Regions from separate parts of the Homo sapiens genome. Here region 1 is linked to region 2. Evidence: read pairs that join two places in POLR2A ChIA-PET (ENCODE). Cell type or tissue: MCF 10A. All regions are shown on one strand. Links, peaks and the distances in the headings refer to the core of each region. The heading gives the core; the rest is flanking DNA.

Region 1 (18,136 bases), core at 6,053-8,552, 67 kb after region 2:
TGGCTTGTAGCTGCCTCACTCCAATCTCTGCCTCTGTCATCACATGGCCTTTTTGTAAGGACACCAGTCATTGGATTCAGGACCCACTGTAATCAGTATGACCTCATTTGAACTTATTAGATCTAACTAATCAGGTCTGTAAAGACCCTATTTTCAAATAGGGTTACATTCTGAAATTCCAGATGGGCATGAATTCTGGGGAGAATACTGTTTAACCTGCCAGTTTCGGTGACTGCATGCCTTCCCAGTTTTTCTTCTATCTCATTAGCTGTTCTTTCTCACTCTCATTTGAGGGCTACTTTGTCTTAGCTGTAAATGTTGGAGTGACCCAAGGCTTGGCTCAGGGCCCTTTCGCCTTCTGTAAACACACTGTCTCCTGAGGGGATATCGTCCACTCCCATGGTTTTAAAATTCCACTAATGACTCCCAAATTTGTGTTCCAGCCCTCAGCTGTACCCTTAGCTGTGTCCAAATCCCAGCCTCCTATTGATGATAGTAGTTAACACTTATTGGACACTCCCTATGTACCAGACCCTGTCTTAAGGTCTTTATATGTATTAACTCATTTAATCCTCACAAGAAATTTACAGGGTGAGTACTGTTTTTATCCCCAATTCATAGATGAAGCAACTGAGGCACAAAGAGGTTAAGTAAATTGTTCAAGCCTACATAGGTGGGAGCCAGGTTGAGTCCAGAGTCTGCTCTTTTCACCACCACCTGTTCTGCCTTTCCTCTGGGATCCAGGCTTATATATCCCAACACATACTCAACATCTGCACCCAGATGTCTAATAGGCATGTTGGAGGTGAATTAAATAGAACATTGGACTCCTGCCCGTTACCTCCACCTTAATCTTTCCTTTCCTGGTCCCACATCTCAGCATATGGCACCACCAACCCAGATCTAGAAGTCAAGTTCAAATTTGATTCTCCTGTTTCCCCATTTACCCTAGTCTTCATTCCCGTGCCCAGCCAGTCCATCAGCAAGCCCTACTGGCTTGACCTCAAGCATAGGTCTCTAATCTGTCCACTTCTCTCCATTTTCACTACCATCCTAGTTCATGCTGAGCTATCATTTCATGTTACTGCAATTAAATTCTAGTCTTTTTGCTTTCACTTTTTTGGTCTATCCCTAACCCAGTGGCTAGATACATTTCTGAAAGATAATCAGACCATGACATGGCCCAGTTTCAGAGCCTTCCAGGTGTCCCTTATGTTCAAAATGCATACTCCTGTTCCTTGCCCACAGGGCCCAGCCTGACCTGGCACCTTTGCCTCTCTGCTCTCCTCTCTTACCACACTCCTCCTTAGTTCTCCAGCTTGAGTCACAGGCTTCATTTATGCTTTTCCAGGAACCCCAACCCATGCTTGCATCAGGCCCTCTGCACCTGTTCACTCTCCTGACAAAAATGGTAGCAGAAATGCTCCATCCTCACATCTTCCCTTCATTCAGACCTTGGCTCAGACATCACATGCTCAGACAGGACTTTTCTGAATCACTGCTTTTTTTTTTTTTTTTTTTTTCGAGACAAGGTCTCACTCTGTCACCCAGACTGGAGTGCAGTGGCACCATCTCGGCTCACTGCAACCTCTGCCTCCTGGGTTCAAGGATTCTCCTGCCTCAGCCTACCAAGTATCTGGGATTACAGGTGTGTCCCACCATTCCTGGCTAATTTTTGTATTTTTAGAAAAGAGGGTTTCACCATGTTGTCCAGGCTGGTCTTGAACTCCTGACCTCAGGTGATCCGCCCAACTCAGCCTCCCAAAGTGCTGGGATTACAGGCGTGAGCCACGGCACCCAGCCTAGGACTTTCCTGAATCACTATCTAATGTTGTTCTGTTGTCCCCTGATCACTTTCTCTCACACACTGTCCCATGTTTTTTGTTTGTTTTTCCTTTGAGACTGGGTCTCGCTCTGTCACCCAGCCTGGAGTGCAATGCCACAATCTCAGCTCACTGCAACCTCCACCTCCTGGGTTCGAGCAATTCTCCTGCCTCAGCCCCCCCGAGCAGCTGGGATTACAGGCACCTGCCACCATGCTCGGCTAATTTTTGTATTTTTAGTAGAGATGGGTTTTGCCATGTTGGCCAGGCTGGTCTCGAACTCCTGACCTCAAGTGGTCCACCCACCTCGGCCTCCCAAAGTGCTGGGATTACAGGTGTGAGCTGTTGCGCCCGGCCTGTTTGTATTTTAATAGCCTTTATCACTATTTAAAAATACCTCATTCATGTTTTATTTATTTGGACGGAGAGCTTTTCATTTACATTTTATCCCCAGTGCCTAGAATGGTGTCCAATACAGACTACTCAATATATATTTTTAAAGGGATGAATGAATGAAACTGAGTGTACAGACAAGTGAGGTCAATCATGAGGTTGTTTATGGATCAGTTTTAAGGCATAGTTTGAAAGAGGGGAAGATGTTTTATTATAGTGGAGAAAGGACATTTTTAGCAAAGAAAACAATATATTCAAATAAATGATCTGGTCTTGAATAAGTGACAGATAGAAGCTGATAACTGTATTAATTCAGGTGATATAGAAAGTTGGTGACTACAAGAATAAAATTAGCTTATGAGAGCAGGGAGTTATCACTTAGATATTGAATGTCAAACTAAGGAGTTTAAATTCATTAATGACTTCAGCAAATCTTTATTGATTTTCTTTTGGATGCAGATACTGTTCTAGGTACTTTTTGTACAATAATGAACAAGCAAGGTATAATCCCTGTCCTCATGGTATTTACAGTCTAGTGGAAAACTGACATCAAATACTATTCCATAAGCATTTATACAAATGGTCAAAGTGTGTGCTGAGTTAATATTTTGGAAAATTACTCATTGTGTGTTTTGTTCCCAGCATTACTTGTTCTCCTTTGGCTCTTACCCATTCAATCAGCTCAGTATTCTGCATGTAATGATGCAGAAGATAGATGAATTGCAGAATCCAATATATAACTAACAAAAACCTTATCCTAGCTCTTGAGTTCCAAAATTCCAGTTTTCAGTAGGCATAGAATATAACTTCTGTCATGAATAGTGATTTGAGAAGATACTCACTGAATCAGAGCAAGGCTATTCTGGCCCAGAGACTGGCAACTTTTCCCCAGGATAGAGGAGAGTCAGAGGGAAGTGATTAGAACTTAGGTGGTGTTGGGTCTTTGCAAAATGGAGCCTCCACCCCATCTCATTTCCCAGGCCAACCTCCAGGGGATGACAAATTCAAGATTAGTTTGGACTTCATAAGAGCAAAAGAGACTGGTGCTCACATTCTCCAGGCCCAGCCCAGCAAGTTGACCAACACTGAGTAGAAATGGCTTTGTAGAAGCCTTTGCACTTGGACTTTGAAACCTCACAGATTCCACCTGTGCTTCTCTTTGGTGCAGAAGAGCAAAGTGATCTCTAGGCACACAGGAGCAGTGCTCCAATGAAGCACAGCATTGTTTTTCTGACAGCAAATCTGTCATTTTCCAAGGACCACCAATTCTCCAATTCTTTGATACCAACTGGGTGTCCAATAATTCAATTCAACTCTGACACCAATTACCTGGAGTCAGTGCAGACCCCACAAGTTATGGGTTCAGTTGCATAACAATGCCTCCACTTCACATGTTAGCCGGATATGGGGCTCCAAGCTAACTGAACCTCTGCTCAATCAACTACAAATTTGGGGATTCCCATGACCCTCCCTGTATTAGTTCATTTCCACGCTGCTGATAAAGACATATCATGCTGATAAAGAACAGCATGGAAAAGAACTGAGCCCCTGATTCAATTACCTCCCACCACGTTCCTCCCACAACACATGGCAATTCAAGATGAGATTTGGGTGGGGACACAGCCAAACCATATCACTCCCCACCCTCCACCAGGTTTGATAATTCGCTAGAAAGACTCACAGGACACAGGAAAGCACTATACTTACCACTGCAGTTTTATTATAAAGAATACGATTCAGAAACAGCCAAATGGAAGAGATGCATAGAGCTAGCAAGGGAGTGGAAGGTGGACAGAAAGCCCATGCCCTCTCTGGGCATCCACCCACCCAGCACATCAATATGTTCACAAACTCAGAACATCCCTAAACGTTGTTGTTCAAGAGATTTTACTGAAATTTCATTATGTAGGTGTGATTGGCCATTGGTGATTGAACTCAATCTCCAGACCCTCTTCCCCTCTCCACAGTTAGGGGTTAGGGGATGGGGCTGAAAGTCGCCTGGTGATCAGCTCTATTCTGAAGCTCTCTAGAGGTTAAGAATTCTCTCATTAGCATGTGGTCAGGTATGATTCAAAGAGGCATGTTATGAATTACAAAAGAGTCCTATTAGGAAATTCTAAAGGTTTAGAAACCCTTGTTCCCCGCGTAACTACTCCACCCAAGGCAAGTCTCAAGCTGTCCAACTTGATGTCACTGAGTTCACCTGGAACCCAGATGAAATATCAGGAGGAAAGGGAAGGGTGAGTACTGACTCTATATCATTTTCAATTCCTGTTGAATAAGGGTTCAAATTGTAAATTAAAGCCTACTCTTCCTTTCCCTCCCTCCCTCCCTTCTTTCCTCTCTCCCTCCCTTGCTTCTTCTCTCCCTTCCTTCTTTCTTTCTTTCTTTCTTTCTTTCTTTCTTTCTTTCTTTCTTTCTTTCTTTCTTTCTTTCTTTCTTTTTCTTTCTTTTTCTTTCTTTCTTTCTCTTTTTTTTTCTTTTTTGAGATAGAGTCTTGCCCTGTCACCCAGGCTGGAGTGCGATGGCATGATCTCAGCTCACAGCAACCTCCACCTCCCAGGTTCAAGCAATTCCCTGCCTCAGCCTCCCGAGTAGCTGGGACTACAGGTGCACGCCACCACATCTGGCTAATTTTTTGTATTTTAGTAGAGATGGGGTTTCACCATGTTGGCCAGGATGATCTCCATCTCCTGACCTCGTGATCCACCCGCCTAGGCCTCCCAAAGTGCTGGGATTACAGGCATGAGTCACCACACCCAGCCTCTCTTTCTTTCTTTTGTTCACAAAGTCAACAGTGGCTGAGTGCCCATGTGTTTCACGGTGCTTGTCTAGTATATTTTTAAAAGGTGGCACCAGGGCGCTTCTGCTAAAATGGGTCTGTTGTTCATGGAGGAGCTGGGAGTAATGGCTCTGGAAGTGTGGGGAGACCAACAGCTGACAGGGATCAGCCCTTTCAGTCCAAGTGGGACACTGCTGCCTACATTATCTTCCTCACCTTCGTCAGCACCCTGTTGTTCTTGCTGTTGCTCATTATCATCCACTGTTGCTGCAGCTGCTGCTGCAACTCCCAGAAAGTGAGCCCCCAGAACAAAAAATTCCAGTAGGGTAGGTAACTTGGCCCTTGTACCTTAACACCATGAGTCCCTGCCAGCCCCTTCCTGTATGTCTTGCCTTGTAGCAAGTAACAATCCCATGCCTTGTGTTTACCTAGAAAAATTAATTAAATTAATGGTGAGTCACATATTTAGAAAATAAGAGTTTTTGCAGACCTGCGTTTGTAGATTGAGATCCATTCCTGTCATTAAGACTGATCTTGCCATTGTAAATAGAGATATACAAAACTACAAAGAGATTTGTGGAATCCCAACTGGATTCTATTTAAATATCAATAAGAGCTGAGCCTGGCCTGCTCAGAAGAATAAGAAGATAATTTAGAATAAAATAAAGCCATTGAAAGAGTAAATCAATCCAATCTCAAAGTGAAAGAACCTAGGAGAGGGGTTACAGACCCAGATTTCACTAGAATTAGGGACGTGAACATGGGACCCTTTCTGGCTATGAAATTCCTGTAACTAGGCCTCGTAACTGGGCCTCAGTATGTTGGGAGAACACAAAACCCTGAGTCCCAGCCAAATCCAGAGTCAATTTGTATCCTCAGTGACCTCCTCCTGAAAAATAAGACCAAATGTTTGGTGTGGTATAACTGTCTGCTTCATCTGCCCATTTTAATTCTAGGAGGATCTGTAATTGAAAATAAAAGAGTGAATTATGAAAACTGATTAAGCCAAACCCATCGTATTCATATATTCATGGTAAGTTGAGAAACACCTTGTGCACTTGCTATTTAGAATACGTGTAATTATTTGGAGAATTTATTAATAGCAGATGAGCGAATCAAACAGAATTGCTTTATAATTTAATGTATAATATTTAATTGAATAATTGATTAACTTCTGACTTTAAGTTCAATGTATAAGAAAACTTTACTAAATTTAAAGATACTATTGGAACATTCAGAAGAACCTAATATTCACCATATTTATGTTTCATATGTTAGAGTTACTTAAATTATTTTTGTTACACAGTTGAATGACTTAAAATGAAAACAAGTACATTAAATGTATGAATGTAATTTTTTGATGTTTAAGAATTAAAATTGTCCAGCGTGGTGGCTCACACCTGTAATCCCAGTACTTTGGAAGGCCAGGGCGGGCGGATCACCAAGTCAAGAGTTCGAGACCAGCCTGGCCAATATGGTGAAACCCCATCTCTACTACAAATACAAAAATTAGCTGGGTGGTGGTGCGTGCCTGTAGTCGCAGCTACTTGGGTGGCTGAGGCAGAAGAATCGTTTGAACCCAGGAGGCGGAGGTTGCAGTTGCAGTGAGCCGAGATCGTGCCACTGCGCTCCAGCCTGGGCAAAAGAGCGAGACTCCGTCTCAAAAAAAAAAAAAAAAAAAAAGAATTAAAATTAAGTTTGTAAATGGGCTCACACATTAATCAAAGGCCCCCTTAAAAGTGACTGTTAAAGTCTTATTTATTCATTAATAGAACAATGTGATTTTTATTTTGAATTTTAAAGCTTAAGGACAAATAGTCTTTTGATCTTATAACCTTAAATGGAATATTAATTTCTAAAAACCAAACTCATCATAAATAATCTTTTCTGGTCATAAAAACTGCCATCACTCATACCTAAACCCAAGAATCACTTTCTTATAGTGATGATTTAAACAGATGCAAACAGCGAGCACATCTTGTCACCTTTGCGGGACTGTGGCTGTGCCCCTCGCAGTAAATTTGGAGGTTCTACATCCCTGGTGAAAAACAAAACAAAACAAAAAAAAAGCCTGCCATCATTGACACCAAAACACTCATAATGACAGTACCCACTGTAATGCTTAGAAGTGAAAAAATAACATGCCATGAAAGAGACTAATTGAAGGGGCTTAATTTAGATCAGGGGTTCAAAGATCTCTCTGGAAAGTGCCTTGTGAGCAGAGACTTCAGAAAGAAAGTTTAACCAAAGGAAAATCAAAAAGAAGAGTGGTCCAGGTGGGATCCTAGAGAGAGCTTAGTATGACAGAGGAATTGAAGGAAGTTGGGAAGTTCAGAGAAGCTGGAACCAAGTAAGTCAGAGGGAGAGTGGCATGGATGGGACAGGAGAGGAAGCTGCAGTCAGATCATGCAGGCCTTTGGAGACCGGGTTAAACCATATGTTATATAAACACAAATATACAAATCCCTAAATGTAATGGAAAACCTCTGAGGATTTTAAGCAGAGGTCGGGGTGCTGAGTATGGTTGAATAGCCTGCGTACTGCACAACTCCATGTTGCACCAGTGGCATAGTTCCTGGTGTGATGCAATATTGCCTCTGGGCAGGTAACACAATCAAATTAGTGTTAAACAATTACTCTGGTTGCTGTAGGGAGAAGAACTGTAGAGGTAAGAGTGGAACCAAGGAGATCATTTAACTAGCTAATGCAGACTCCAATCAAGTAGCCTAACACAGTATTTGTGGTGATAGGGAAAAGTGGACAGACTGTTTTTTTTTTTCTATTTCCATGGCAGACAGTAGAAGTCTGGGTAGATTTCTGAATCTGAAAATAACCTATCTTAAATGGTGCTTGAGAAAAATTAATCGTCCATCCAGAAATGTGCTAGAGCTGATATACAGCAGCTTGTATTGGTTCAGTAGAGACAATGGGGTCCACCTTTCCCCAACTCCTCATTCAGTGACATCAAGTTGATAGCTTGAAATCTGCCTTGGTGGGAGTATTTATACCATGGAGATTAGCAAACACTACCAATAGAGCTTCTTTCCCCAGAGAGCTGATTGTGAAACATTTACCAGCACACCAGTGCTTCCAGTGCTTTTCGCTATCTCAACACTGGAATACTATTTAAAGAATCACTGCATATAATATGATATGATGTCAAAGAACATTCATATGGTTCTTACGAAACCTTAAGAAAGGAATGGTTATGAGAGACACTGGGAAGAAAATATCTGTAAGACTGGGTGGTGCTTTGCAAATGGTGGTAATGGGAAGAGGGGGAGCAGATTGTATCTTCTTCCATGGAATAGGAATCATTTCAAAGCATATATCTTTGATGAAGATTACAGAGAGAACATTTCACAGTTTGGTTCCCTGTCCTCTGTATTTTAAATGTCCCTGCTTCTGCTGTCAAGGATTTCAAGTGCCTTTTAAAAATTCCATATTGTGGTAGCTCTGAGTTCTGAATTCTATCACTATTTACTGGTGCAGTTAAATGAATAAAATAATAATTGAATACCAGACTCTCAGTCACTGTCTTGCAGAAACAGAAGCTCTGCAGAGAGCTGGAGAAGAGCATGCTTCAAAACTGAAAAATGTCTTCCACTTTGTAAATTTGTAGCATCAAGGCAGTGGTGTTGAAGACCAACCTGAGCCTTCCATATATATGTGAAGGTTCACATAAGGGTTTCTAAAGGGTACCAGGAAAGGAAGTGGAGGGAGACCCTAAGGGCATGCTCCAAATATTATTTTTCCCATGAAAATAAGTGTTCTGCAGAATTTAAAGCTTATATCACAACATGATGTAAACACCTTTCTCATCAATATTGTGACAAGTATTTTCCTAGATCCCGGAGATATGAAAATGAATAATGTAGTGTTTCCTCGGATCTCAGTGAATAAAAAAGTGAATAAGACTACTTCATTTGGCACACAGTAATTGAGAGAGACAAAATCATGAACAGATTAATTAGAGTACGATGTGGCCAATGCAGAAATTTAGTATTTAGAAGATACCATGGAAGCCCAACGAAGGGCATGTGACTCAGCCTTGGGTGAGCAGGGGCAGCTTCCTGGGGGAAGCGATATTTAAGTTGAATCTTAAAGAGTAGGGGTAAACCAGATACAGTGTGTGTATGGAGTAGAGGGAATTCCAGGCAGAGGGAAGAGCATGAGAAAAGACACAGAAATGAGAAACAACAGGTGATTTGGCCTTAGAGGCTTGGCTGAAGGGAAGATGGGGATAAGGAGAGGAGGGTGGAGGCCTCCAGGTTTTCAGTGGAGTACCAAGGAGTAGGGCAATTTGAGTGGACCATGCTGGGTGTAGGCAAAAAGGGGGTAGACTGTCTGTTGAGTATTAGAAAACAATAATAAAACTGACTATATTGCCAGTGATTCTAAACAATGATAACACGCTCCTCTCTATCAAGGTGGCTACCCCCTGGGTACACCACTGCATGTTTTTCCTGAAGGTCTGGGGCAAGGAAGTGATGCAGTCAGACTCCTGAGCTGTGCAGATCTGGAGATGCCAGCCTCAATAATATCTAAGTGAGAGAACATTTTCTCGCATCCCCCTCCCCATCCTAGACAGATAGAGAGTGCCTCTACTAAACATCCTCAAAGCACTGAGCATTTTTCCATAATAGCCGAGCAGTTTGTAATTATATCCACCACTGAAGAGAAAGAATGCAAGAGAAAAATACAGGTTTTCGGAAGATATATAGAGTTTGGGACAAGTTTAGTTTTATTGGCTTGTGGGAGATCAAGGACAGATACACAGCAACAGGACATGGATTTTGGACTAAAGCTGTAGGTTCAGAGTCATTAGCATAGAAGTGGTGGTTAAATCCTTGGGAGTGGATGAGGTAACCTGGGAAAAACTGAGAAAGACAGTGGGCCAAAAGTGGAATGCTAGAAGCTGAATATTCTATGGACAGATGATGGAACAAATATCCAAAAGAAAAGACAATGAAGAAATGCTCAGAGGCCTAAGAAGAATCTGGACAACACAAAATTGTGGCAAGATTTTCCAGGACCAAAGGAAGAGAAAGAACTGGAGATAATGCAGAAAACTAAAATATCAGTAAGTGTCTGTGAGAAAGAAGTCAAACCCATGGCATATGTGTTGGAAGGAAGTTGGTGAGAAAATGGGGAAGCAATGGCGGAAACCTTGGAAAAATCTGGGAATGACAGAATCCCATCTAGGATTCTCCAGAGGGACAAAACTAATAGGAAATATGTCTATGTGAAAGGGAGTTTATTAAGAAGAATTGACTCACACAATCACAGGTAAAGTCCCACGATAGGCAGTCTGCCAGTTGAGGAGCAAGGAAATCAGTAGTGGATCAGTCCGAGTCCCCAAACCTCAAAAGTAGGGAAGCCAACAGTGCAGCTTCAGTCTGTGACCAAAGGCTCGAGAGCCCCTTGGCAAACCACTATTGTAAGTCCAAGAGCCGAAGAACTTGGAGTCTGATGTTCGAGGGCAGGAAGCATCCAGCACCGGAGAAAGATGAAAGCTGGAAGGCTCAGCAAGTCGGCTTCTCCCACCACCTTCTGCCTGCTTTATTCTAGCCAAGTTCGCAGATGATTGGGTGGTGCTCACCCACATTGAGGGTAGGTCTGCCCACTGGGAAGATTTCCCTTTGCCACTGTCCTTCAGGGATGTCCTAGAAAGAGACTATAGTGCTGCACCTGTCCACTTTTGGGTGGTACCTGCATATCGTGCAGAACCACCCGTAAACCAGGCCCTAGTCCTCTCTTCCTGTGTAGACTGATCGTAAGGAATTCCCCATGAGGCCATCGGTGCAGGCTTGGGGAGAGAAGACAGGGTGGCAGGAGTGGAGATCATGGGCATTTGAGCCATTTCCTTATGTAACTTACTTGTGCCTTCTAAGCAGCTCAGGTCGCATGGTGACTTGATGACCCATAATCAAGCCTTCAGTTTCTACCAAAGCCCAGTAACAAGCCAAGAGCTGTGTCTCAAAAGGAGAGTAGGTATCTGCAGAAGATGGCAGGGCCTTGCTCCAAAATCCTAGAGGTCTCTGCTGTGATTCACCTATGGGGGCTGGCCGAAGGCTTCGAACAGCATCCCATCTGCTACTGACACCTCAAGCACTGCTGGATCTGCTGGGTCATATGGCCCAAGTGACAGAGCAGCTTGCACAGCAGCCTGGACCTGTTGCAGAGCATTTTCCTGTTCTGGACCCCACTCAAAACTGACAACCTTTTGAATCATTTGATAAATGGGCTGGAGTAACATACCCAAATAAGGAATGTGTTGCCCCCAAAATCCAAATAGGCCAACTAGGTATTGTGCCTCTTTCTTGGTTGTAGGAGGGACCAAATGAGGTAATTTATTGTTCACCTTAGAAGAAATATCTCAATAGGCCCCACACCACTGGACTCCTAGAAATTTCACTGATGTAGAAGGTCTCTGAATTTTAGCCGAATTTATTTCCCATCCCCTGGCATGCAAATGTCTCACCAATAAGTCCACTGTGTTTGCTACTTCTCACTCACTGGGTCCAATCCGCATAATGTCATCAGTAGAATAGACCAGTGTGATATCTTGTGGAAGAGAAAAGTGATCAAGATCTCTGTGAACAAAATTATGACACAAAGCTGGAGACTTGATATACCCCTGAGGCAGGACAGTGAAGGTATATTGCTGACTTTGCAAGCTGAAGGCAAATTGCTTTTGGTGGGCCTTATGGACAGGAATGGAGAAAAAGGCATTTGTCGAATCAATGGCTGTATACCAGGTACAAGGATATATGTTAATTTGCTCAAGCAATGAAACCACATCTGGTACAGCAGCTGCAGTTGGGGTCACCACTTGGTTAAGCTTACAGTAATCCACTGTCATTCTCCAAGATCCATCTGTCTTTTGCACAGGCCAAATAGGAAAGTTGAATGGGGATATGGTGGGAATCACCACCCCTGCATCTTTCAAGTCCTTGATGGTGGCACTAATCTCTGCAATCCCTCCAGGGTTGTGATATTGTTTTTGACTTACTATTTTTCTAGGTAGAGGCAGCTCTAATGCCTTCCATTTGGCCTTTTCCACCATGATAGGCCTCACCCTACCAGTCAGGGAGCCAATGTAGGGATTCTGCCAGCTGCTAAGTATGTCTATGCCAATTATGCATTCTGGCACTGGGGAAATGACCACACAATGAGTCTGGGGACCCACTGGACCCACTGTAAGTCGGACCAGAGCTAAAACTTCATTAATTACCTTATCTCCACAAGCCCCATAAGATCCGTATTTTAGCTAACCAAGCTTTAACTGGAGGACCACAATGATGTTTTGGGTCCTCTGAAATCAATATCAGCTCAGAGCCAGTGGCCAGAATCCCCGAAAGTTCTGATCATTCCCCTTTCCCCAGTGCACAGCTACCCTGGTAAAAGGCCAGAGGTCTCCTTAGGGAAGGATGGGAAAAAGATTAACTGCATAAATTGTTGGTAGTATAGTGAGGTTCTTCCTCAAGGAGAACCGGCGTCCCTTTCATTCAAGGATTTCTGGGTCTGTAAACTGGTTCATGTCTGGAAATGATTGACAGGCCGTAATTCTCTATTTTTATAATTCAAATTAGTCTTTTGTCCATTCAGCCTGAAAGTTTTCTGCTTATATAAATTAAGTAAGCATGCAGTAGGCTTCCTATCAATTTCACTTCTAGGAACACTGTGATTAATTAGCCAAAGCCAGAGCTCTACATAAATCATGCTATTCTGATTGCTACTTTGCCTTTGCTGTCCATTATAGTAACTACATCCACCTTGCCTTTCATGGTTGAGTGCCTCAACTTGGCCCCTGCCACCTTGGGATCCAATTATTTCCATTGCATTTAACATTTCTAATTGAGTGACTGCAGTTCCCACTGTAAGATCTGGCATACAAAGATAAGCAATCACAAAACTCTTCAAGGATGTAAATGCTCCCTTCACAAATCTATTTCGCAAAGTATTGGTGAAGGGTATATCTTCTGGACCCTCCCAGCTGGGATGAGTAGGTCTAAAATGACTAATCCACTCCAACATTCCAATCTCCCTAAGCTTTTGGATCCCTTCCTCTACATTAAACCAAGGGAGATCAGGCATTTCCAGCCTACTCATAGTAGGCCATATTTTATTTTATTTTATTTTATTTTTTTGAGACAGAGTCTCACTGTGTCACCCAGGCTGGAATGCAGTGGCACGATCTCAGCTCACTGCACCCTCCACCTCCTGGGTCTAAGCAATTCTCCTGCCTCAGCCTCCTGAGTAGCTGGGATTACAGGAGTGTGCCGCCAAGCCGGGCTAATTTTTGTATTTTTAGTAGAGACTGGGTTTTGCCATGTTGGCCAGGCTGGTCTCAAACTCCTGACCTCAAGTGATCTGCCCGCCTTGGTCTCCCAAAGTGCTGGGATTACAGGCATGAGCCACCACGCCCAGCCAAGTAGGCCATCTTTTGATCCATGTTTCAGCTAACCAAGCAAATAAATTATTAGAACCTTTTTTTAACTCCCTGATCTGCAACATTAAATGCAGAATCCCTGCTTAGTGGGTCCATATCAGTAAATTCAGCCTGATCCAACTTTATGTTCTTTCCACCATTATCCCATGCCCTTAAAGTCCATCCCGATACCTGTTCTCCAGATTTCTGCTTTATAAGTTAGAAAACTCTGTTCTTTTGGAGTGTAGCGCACCTCCTCATTGGTCACACTCTGAACCTTACATCTAGAGCCTGCTGGAACTTGAGTCTAGTTATAGGTCTGGAAGCAAACAGGGGTGTTAGGGGTGGGTCCTGAGGAGAATCAGCATTCTCTTACCTGGCAACTTCCTCAGGGGAGGCCATCACTGTTGCCTCAGGCAGTGCAGGGTTAATCTCCTCAGACAAAGGTGGAAAGGCTGATGGCAGCATGGGTGGTGGGGGGAGATGTTGCTACTGCTGCAGATGGGAAGGCTGTTTCCTCTGGCAAAAAAGGCTCATCAGAATTTAGAAGCTCAGTGTCCCAAGCCTCATCAGGGACCTCCTATACATCCCCATTCCTAATTGCAGGGTCCCATTCTTTTCCAATCAATGCCCTCACTTTAACAGTAGACACCTGGCAAGGGTGTGCATTCACCTTTTATTGCAAGTCAGCCACTCACATGATAAGAGCTTGTGTCTGTTTTTCCACAATTTCAGCTCTTTCTATACAGGAGATAAAACTCTCTGTTAGGGCAGTCTTAGAAGATTTGGGGCTCAGTATCTGCTTCTGGAGCCAGGAGTTAGAATCCCTGAGTTCATCGTTTTCTTTCATCACTTTGTCCAGCAAACTTAGGAGCAACCAAACAACTTTATGACATTCCTTGATTCTCCACATATGGTCAAAGGTATTATGTATAGAGTCACTAAACTCCTTGCCTCTGCAGAGCAGTGAATCAGGAGTATCAAATGCATTTATTTTGCATAACTTTCTAAACAGTTCACACCAAGGACTATCAGTGTTTTCCATAGTATTCAAAGCAGAGGTCTTAGCATTTTTGGGTCTAATCAGATTGAGCAGCCAATTCCAGAAACCCTGAAACCAACTAAAGAACTCTATCCTTAAAATTCTTGAACCACTCCAGGAACAAAATCTGTATTAGTCAGGGTTCTCTAGAGGGACAGAACTAATAGGATATATGTAAATATGAAAGGCAGTTTATTAAGAAGAATTGACTCACGCGATCACAAGGTAAAGTCCCACGATAGGCCGTCTGCAAGTTGAGGAGCAAGGAAGCCAGTAGTGGATCAGCCCGAGACCCAAAACCTCAAAAGTAGGGAAGCCAACAGTGCAGCCTTCAGTCTGTGGCCAAAGGCCAGAGATCCCCTCGGCAAACTGCTAGTGTAAATCCAAGAGTCCTAAAGCCAAAGAACTTGGAGTCTGATGTTCAAGGTCAGGAAGCATCCAGCACTGGAGAAAAATGAAGGCAAGTCAGGTTCTCCCACCTTCTTCCGCCTGCTTTATTCTAGCCAAGTTGGCAGTTGATTAGATGGTGCTCACCCACATTGAGGGTGGGTCTGCCTTTCCCAGTCCATTGAGTCAAATGTTAATCGCCTTTGGCAATACACTCACAGACACCCAGAAAGAATACTTTGCATCCTTCAATCCAATCAATTTGACAATATTAACCATCTGATGGTGTAAGTGGATCTATGGGCCCCTGCCTAAGTCACATATTGAGCCCTGCAGGTGACAAGACCCCAGAGTTTTCCCACAGCACAGTGTGGTGAGGAATACGGTAGTCATGGCCCAGTGTGGCTGAGGGGCCTAGTGAGTGTTTCCCTTCCCTCAAAAACAGAATTGGCCCAGCAAAGAGACTCACCAGACTAGAAAAGACAGGGACTTGTGTTGACAGATGGGATCATGCAGATCTTAAGGTCAGCTAGGATGATGGCCATCTTAAAAGATACCGTTGTCCTAAGACCTCTGGCCCGGATGCATTCTACATGAACCTCATTAACTAAGCCTCTGCCCACACCTACCTCCTCTTGAATGTTATCTCAAGCAGAAAACTTAGTTGCCTGAGGCCAAGTGTCTGCCACTGGGAGGACAATAACAACAAATAAAAATGAAGATAGAGAAAAATAAAGTAATATTTCTTGTGTACTTCAGTTTGCAAACTGGAACCCATATGCTAATTGTAGAAAAATGACTTTATAAATCCTGGACTCATTGAATCCTTTCTCTGTATGCTGTTGATGCTGCATTCAAAGAAGTACAATCCCAACAGCTAAAAATGATAAAACATGAAATTCTGAGCTTTCATGTGCATTACTTGGAAATTGTTTAAAAGGATCCCATTTGTAACCCCGAGAATACTCTTCCTATGCTCTCTTCTCTCTTCCACAATTCTCTCACACCCTGTATTGCTTTAGAGCCTCTCATTCACAACTCTACCTCCCCAAACCTTTTTCTCCTACAGTTCACACTATATTTTGCTTCCTAAATTCATGAATCTGGCTGGGCACGCTGTCCTGTATTCCTAATACTTTGGGAAGTTGAGGCAAGAGGATCCCTTGAGGCCGGGAGTTCTAGACTAGCCTGGCCAACATAGCAAGACCCCACCACTACAAAAAAAATTAGCCAGGCATGATGAGGCACCACTACAGTCCTAGCCACTTGGAAGGCTGAGGTGAGAGGATCATTTGAGCACAGGAGTTCAAAGCTGCAGTGAGCTAAGAAGGTGCCACTGCATGGGTGATAGAGCAAGACCCCATCTCTTATAAACAAACAAACAAACAATTTTTTTTATCCCCTAGTTCTTTAATAGATCATTTATGTTTTCTTTTCTCCTGTCCTTTCCCCTTTTTTCCTATTCTTTCTTCCTCCTTCCCGAGGTATGGAAGGATTGTGAATCTACTCAGTCAATCTTAAAAGGGGCAATGGGGAGAGGGAAAACAAGGAACCCTCACAGGCTAATTTTTAAACCACATCTCTTAAGAAAATATGGAGAAGCAAAGAGAGGAAAATGTAAATTACCTGAAATTCTACCACTGTAAATATGTTGATATACTTTCAGACTTTTTCCTATGCATTTATAACACACACACACACACACACATATATAAGTTGCAAAAAATGGCCAACAGTATATATATACATACTCTTTTGTAGTCCCCTTTAAGCAACTTATTGTGAATGTCTTTCCCTCTCAAGCTTTATACTGACAACATCATTTTGAAAAGCTACATGACTTTCCATTGTGTGAATGTACTATCATTTATGAACTTTTCTTTCACTGTAAGACATTTAGGTTGTTTTCTCTGTTGTAAATGATAAACACTGCTGTTGTCAATATCCTTATGATAACTCCTTTGCTTACTTGTGCAATTATTTTTATAGGATCAGTTACTGGGTGTGAAAATTGGGATGGCAAGCGTGCATATAGCATTCACTTTCTAGGGCTGCTGGAACACAGTACCACAAACTGGGGAGCTTAAACAACAGGAATGTATGGCCTCACAGCTCTGGAGGCTAAAAGTTCAAGATCAAGGTGTCAGCAGGATTGGTTCCTTCTGAAGGCCTGTCCGCAAGCTCTGGTGGTTTGCTGGCTCTCTAGATGCTCCTTGGTTTCTGCTGCATCACCTAATCTCTGCCTCCATCTTCACATGGTCTTCTCCCTATGTGTGCAAATTTCCCCTTTTTGTAAAAACACCAGGCATACTGAGTCTGAGACACTGTGGAACATGCAAGCGGAAATATCTACTCAGTAGCTATATATGTAGGTCTGGAGTTTAGGAAAGACAAATGTGTGAGTCATTGCCACTTCAGTGGCAGTTGACAGTCATGGGGATGGGTGAAATCACCCACTAAGATCGCCCTGTAACATGATATAAAAAGAGAGCCAAGGAAAGAATTCTAGGAACTCCAATAAACTTACAGGATGATTGGAGGGTAAGAAGGTCACTAATGTTGCATAATTAGACCTGGGCTTCAGGAAGTCAGCACTGGGAGCGATATTATGGAATAGTTGGAATTAGAAAGAAAGAGGAGACATGTCCCATCTCCTAGCTCTGAAGCACCCTGTGTGTCCATTCCTGACTTCAGGCACCTCCCTCCCTGCCATTGGCAGTCACTGCTCTTAAGTTTTTATTAACCAATCTCTTGCTTTTCTTTATAGTTTAAGCACATATATATCTCTAACTACTATGTTGTTCAATTTTTTCTACTTTTAAATGTTACATACATGGAATCTTGCTTTATGAGTTCTTCTACAATCTGGTTATTTACTCAAAATTAGGTGTTTTGGAAGGATTTGTTTTGTCACGTGTGGCTATAGATTTTTCATTTTTAGTGCTGTATGGTATTGCATTGTAGGCACATACACCAATTTATTATTATTATTATTATTATTATTGAAAGTAATGGCAAATACTATAATTACTTTTGCACAAACCCAGTATTTGTCCACTGTATTATTCATGGACATTTGGGGACATTTCCAGTGTTTTGCTATTATGAGTAATGTTTCCATGAACTTGTTCATACATTTCTCCTTCATCTGCCCAAGAGTGTCTTTCTAGAAAATATACCACAGAGTAGAATGTTTGAATCGCTTACCCCCAGGCTTGCTTTACACCAGAAAAGACTCATATGAAAATGAATTCCTGCCTCACACCATATTCAAA
Region 2 (2,926 bases), core at 1-2,500:
AGACGGAGTCTCGCTCTGTCGCCCAGGCCGGACTGCGGACTGCAGTGGCGCAATCTCGGCTCACTGCAAGCTCCGCTTCCCGGGTTTACGCCATTCTCCTGCCTCAGCCTCCCGAGTAGCTGGGACTACAGGCGCCCGCCACCGCGCCCGGCTAATTTTTTGTATTTTTAGTAGAGACGGGGTTTCACCTTGTTAGCCAGGATGGTCTCGATCTCCTGACCTCATGATCCACCCGCCTCGGCCTCCCAAAGTGCTGGGATTACAGGCGTGAGCCACCGCGCCCGGCCGGTTTATGTAATATTTTCATAACCTGCCATCTAACTCCTGTGCTCAAATAAATGTAATGTGTTCTAGTAAAGAGAGAGAGAAGTTATCACCTGAATAGTCCACTTATAATCATTCATCTTGAAAAAATTTAATTCCTCCTCTGGGAGGAAAAATAACAAAATTGGTTATTATATAGAGTTAATTAATCATAGGCTTACCTGAAGAGAGGTAAGAATGCTGCTGGAAATAATGATAAGAAGCCAAAAATCCATGTGGAAAAACTGGCAAATCATATAAGCCATATAAGCAGGGAATACCAATAAAAATAAACAAAGGCTTACAGCACGGAAGTGTTTCCACAAGCTCCTGGAGAAAGACAAAATTATTCTTTTTAAGTGCCTGCCACCTAGTAGCACAACCACTCACATCAGCAGCTAACATCTCTGGTGCCATGATCAAATTTCACAAATTCCCACTGAACACCCTTCTCCATGCCAGTCACTGTACTAGAGTTCAGACCAAGTCACACAGGCTTGGCATGTCAAAGCCACCACACTCAGTCAATTGCAAAGTACAGCTGATTTTCTTTTGTTCCTCAATAGTTTGCTTTCAATTGCTACTCCTAGCAATTTCAAATTATTTCAGGCTTTTGTAGCCTTAAACCTTAACAATTTCAATAATTTTTCCTGGTTAAGACAGGGAGGGAGTATTAGAATAATTTGTGGTCTTTTTCAAATCTTATGACACCCTCTTCCCACTGTTTCCACTTGTGATGAGAATCTCTGCTACAGAGAGTGCAGTGTGACTAATAGGAATGACTCTCCAATGAGCAGGTATACTCATCCTCACATCTGTTGTGGTCAGGGTAAGTGGGAGACATGACTGAGAGCAACTGTATTGTAAGATCTACTACCTGGTTTTCCTCCCTCCTCCAGCCCTGATCTATCCAGGACACTGCCAGCCAGACTAATCCTCCTAAAGCTCTACTATCGTAATATTTTCAACACTGTCTCTAAATTTTTGAGCCTGGCATTTGAGGTCCTCCACTCCTAATTTTTCCATCCAAGCTTGTCAAATCTGTTCCTCATAAACCAAGCTGCTTATTAACTAACTGCCCTCTCAGCAAAACACAAGCACTCTTACGTCCCACTAGAAATTCCTCCATCATGCTCTCCATTTCTCTAAACCCTTTAGGCTAGTTCAAGCTAAACAACTTTGGCTTTCAATTGAAATAAAGCTCATGGCTACAAAAAAATTTAAGCTGTTTTAATTAAACATCAACATCTGTGATATGTTCTCAAATCCAAGTAAAGCATCTCAAAGAGACACAAATAACATAAATCATCTCTCCTACCTTTAATTATAATATAGTCAGGAAGTAAAAGTTACCACACACAAGGTCAAATGCTATACAGTGTGGTCCTATTATAATCAGTAATTCAGAGAAGAAAGTTAATTATTATGGTAAAAATTAAAGCTGCATACTTTGGAAAGTGTTTTACATTTTTTCTTGCCAAAAACTAATAATAATAATAATAATAATCAGAAATTAAGGAACAAATGTAAACTTGTCAGTAGCTTTGCTTTGAGATTCAGCAATTTTAACTTTTTAAAGAAAGGCAGTAGCTGTACTGTGTTAGATGATGAATTATAGATCTAATAGGGCAATCTGCCTTAAAACCTTAAATATATTTTTTAAAAATCAAGCCAGCTATGATTTATATGAAATATGTACGTATTTATAAACACACATGCATAGATTTAAGCACACACACAGAAATGTATATACAACAATGTTATGTCAAGAGTTTTACATTTATGCCTAATTTTAATACAGGTGGATATATACACACAAACATATACATAGACACACATATATGTCCTTATCTAAATAGTTAAAATTAAATAAAAGCAAATTTCAAATAAAATATAAAAATAAGGGAAAATTACATTGAAACCTCGTGCAATAGGTTAAGTACTATAAAAATGACAACCCATTTCCTAAAATGTTTGCCTTTTGAAAATTTGCTACATAATTTGAATAAGTAGACCATAGTTCTAATATTCCTTGTTAAAAACTGCAATAAAATTTACAGATAAAATAACCAATTATTTCTATGGCTAAAACTAACTCACACATCCTCCTAAGCTAAACGTGGAAATTACCTACAGTTCAAGCAACTCCAAAGACGTATTTATGAAGATTTTCCCTTTAACAATTATTTCATTAATAGAAAAGTTGTTTCATGAACTATTAGTATCATCTCTTAATTGTCCTCTAACTTGAGAATTAGGACGCTTTTCCTTTCCTTTTTTAATTCCCAGTACACTGAATTGAATTCATCACAATCCTTGATTGACGATGTACTGTCATCATTTGTCTGTGCATGTCCCTCCTTTTATTTAGTCAGTAATCTAATTAACTATTGTCAATAATGTAACAAGCATTTATGAACCCACTTCCCACATACAGGTGAAGGCCTGGAGAATAAACCACATCTAACGACAGGGGCAGGCCTGCCTATATATACCATGTTCTCGCCCCTCTGCCCCACGAAACCACTATCTTGAATCCTGTGTGCTTCATTCTCTTCCCTGCTTCCCTTTTTATAGTTTGGTTTTATCTATATGTATTTCTAAGTATTACAAATTTTAAAAT

Evidence for each region. Peaks named below come from ENCODE experiments on the same cell type or tissue, not always from the same donor. Only the 100,000 strongest peaks of a DNase experiment are listed, where the experiment ranks them.
Region 1: POLR2A ChIA-PET joins it to region 2 with 15 read pairs; 2 of 35 experiments call an interaction of 5 or more read pairs at or near these places.

What each region holds. Positions count from the first base shown.
Region 1 is chr5:159,223,287-159,241,422 of GRCh38, forward strand. LINC01932 (long intergenic non-protein coding RNA 1932) reads left to right here and starts at 4,429. Exons shown (of 3, transcript NR_134261.1): 1 at 4,429-4,456; 2 at 5,955-6,031. It overlaps LOC124900203 (small nucleolar RNA SNORA68), which reads left to right and starts at 6,908; the gene lies at 6,908-7,036. In MCF 10A, for the core only: no CTCF peak of the experiment used is centred there; DNase peaks (open chromatin) are centred at 7,585 and 8,085.
Region 2 is chr5:159,162,447-159,165,372 of GRCh38, forward strand. It overlaps RNF145 (ring finger protein 145), which reads right to left. Exons shown (of 11, transcript NM_001199383.2): 9 at 486-633. Among named protein-coding and RNA genes, the nearest start is that of RNF145, 46 kb to the right of the region's middle. In MCF 10A, for the core only: no CTCF peak of the experiment used is centred there; a DNase peak (open chromatin) is centred at 1,125.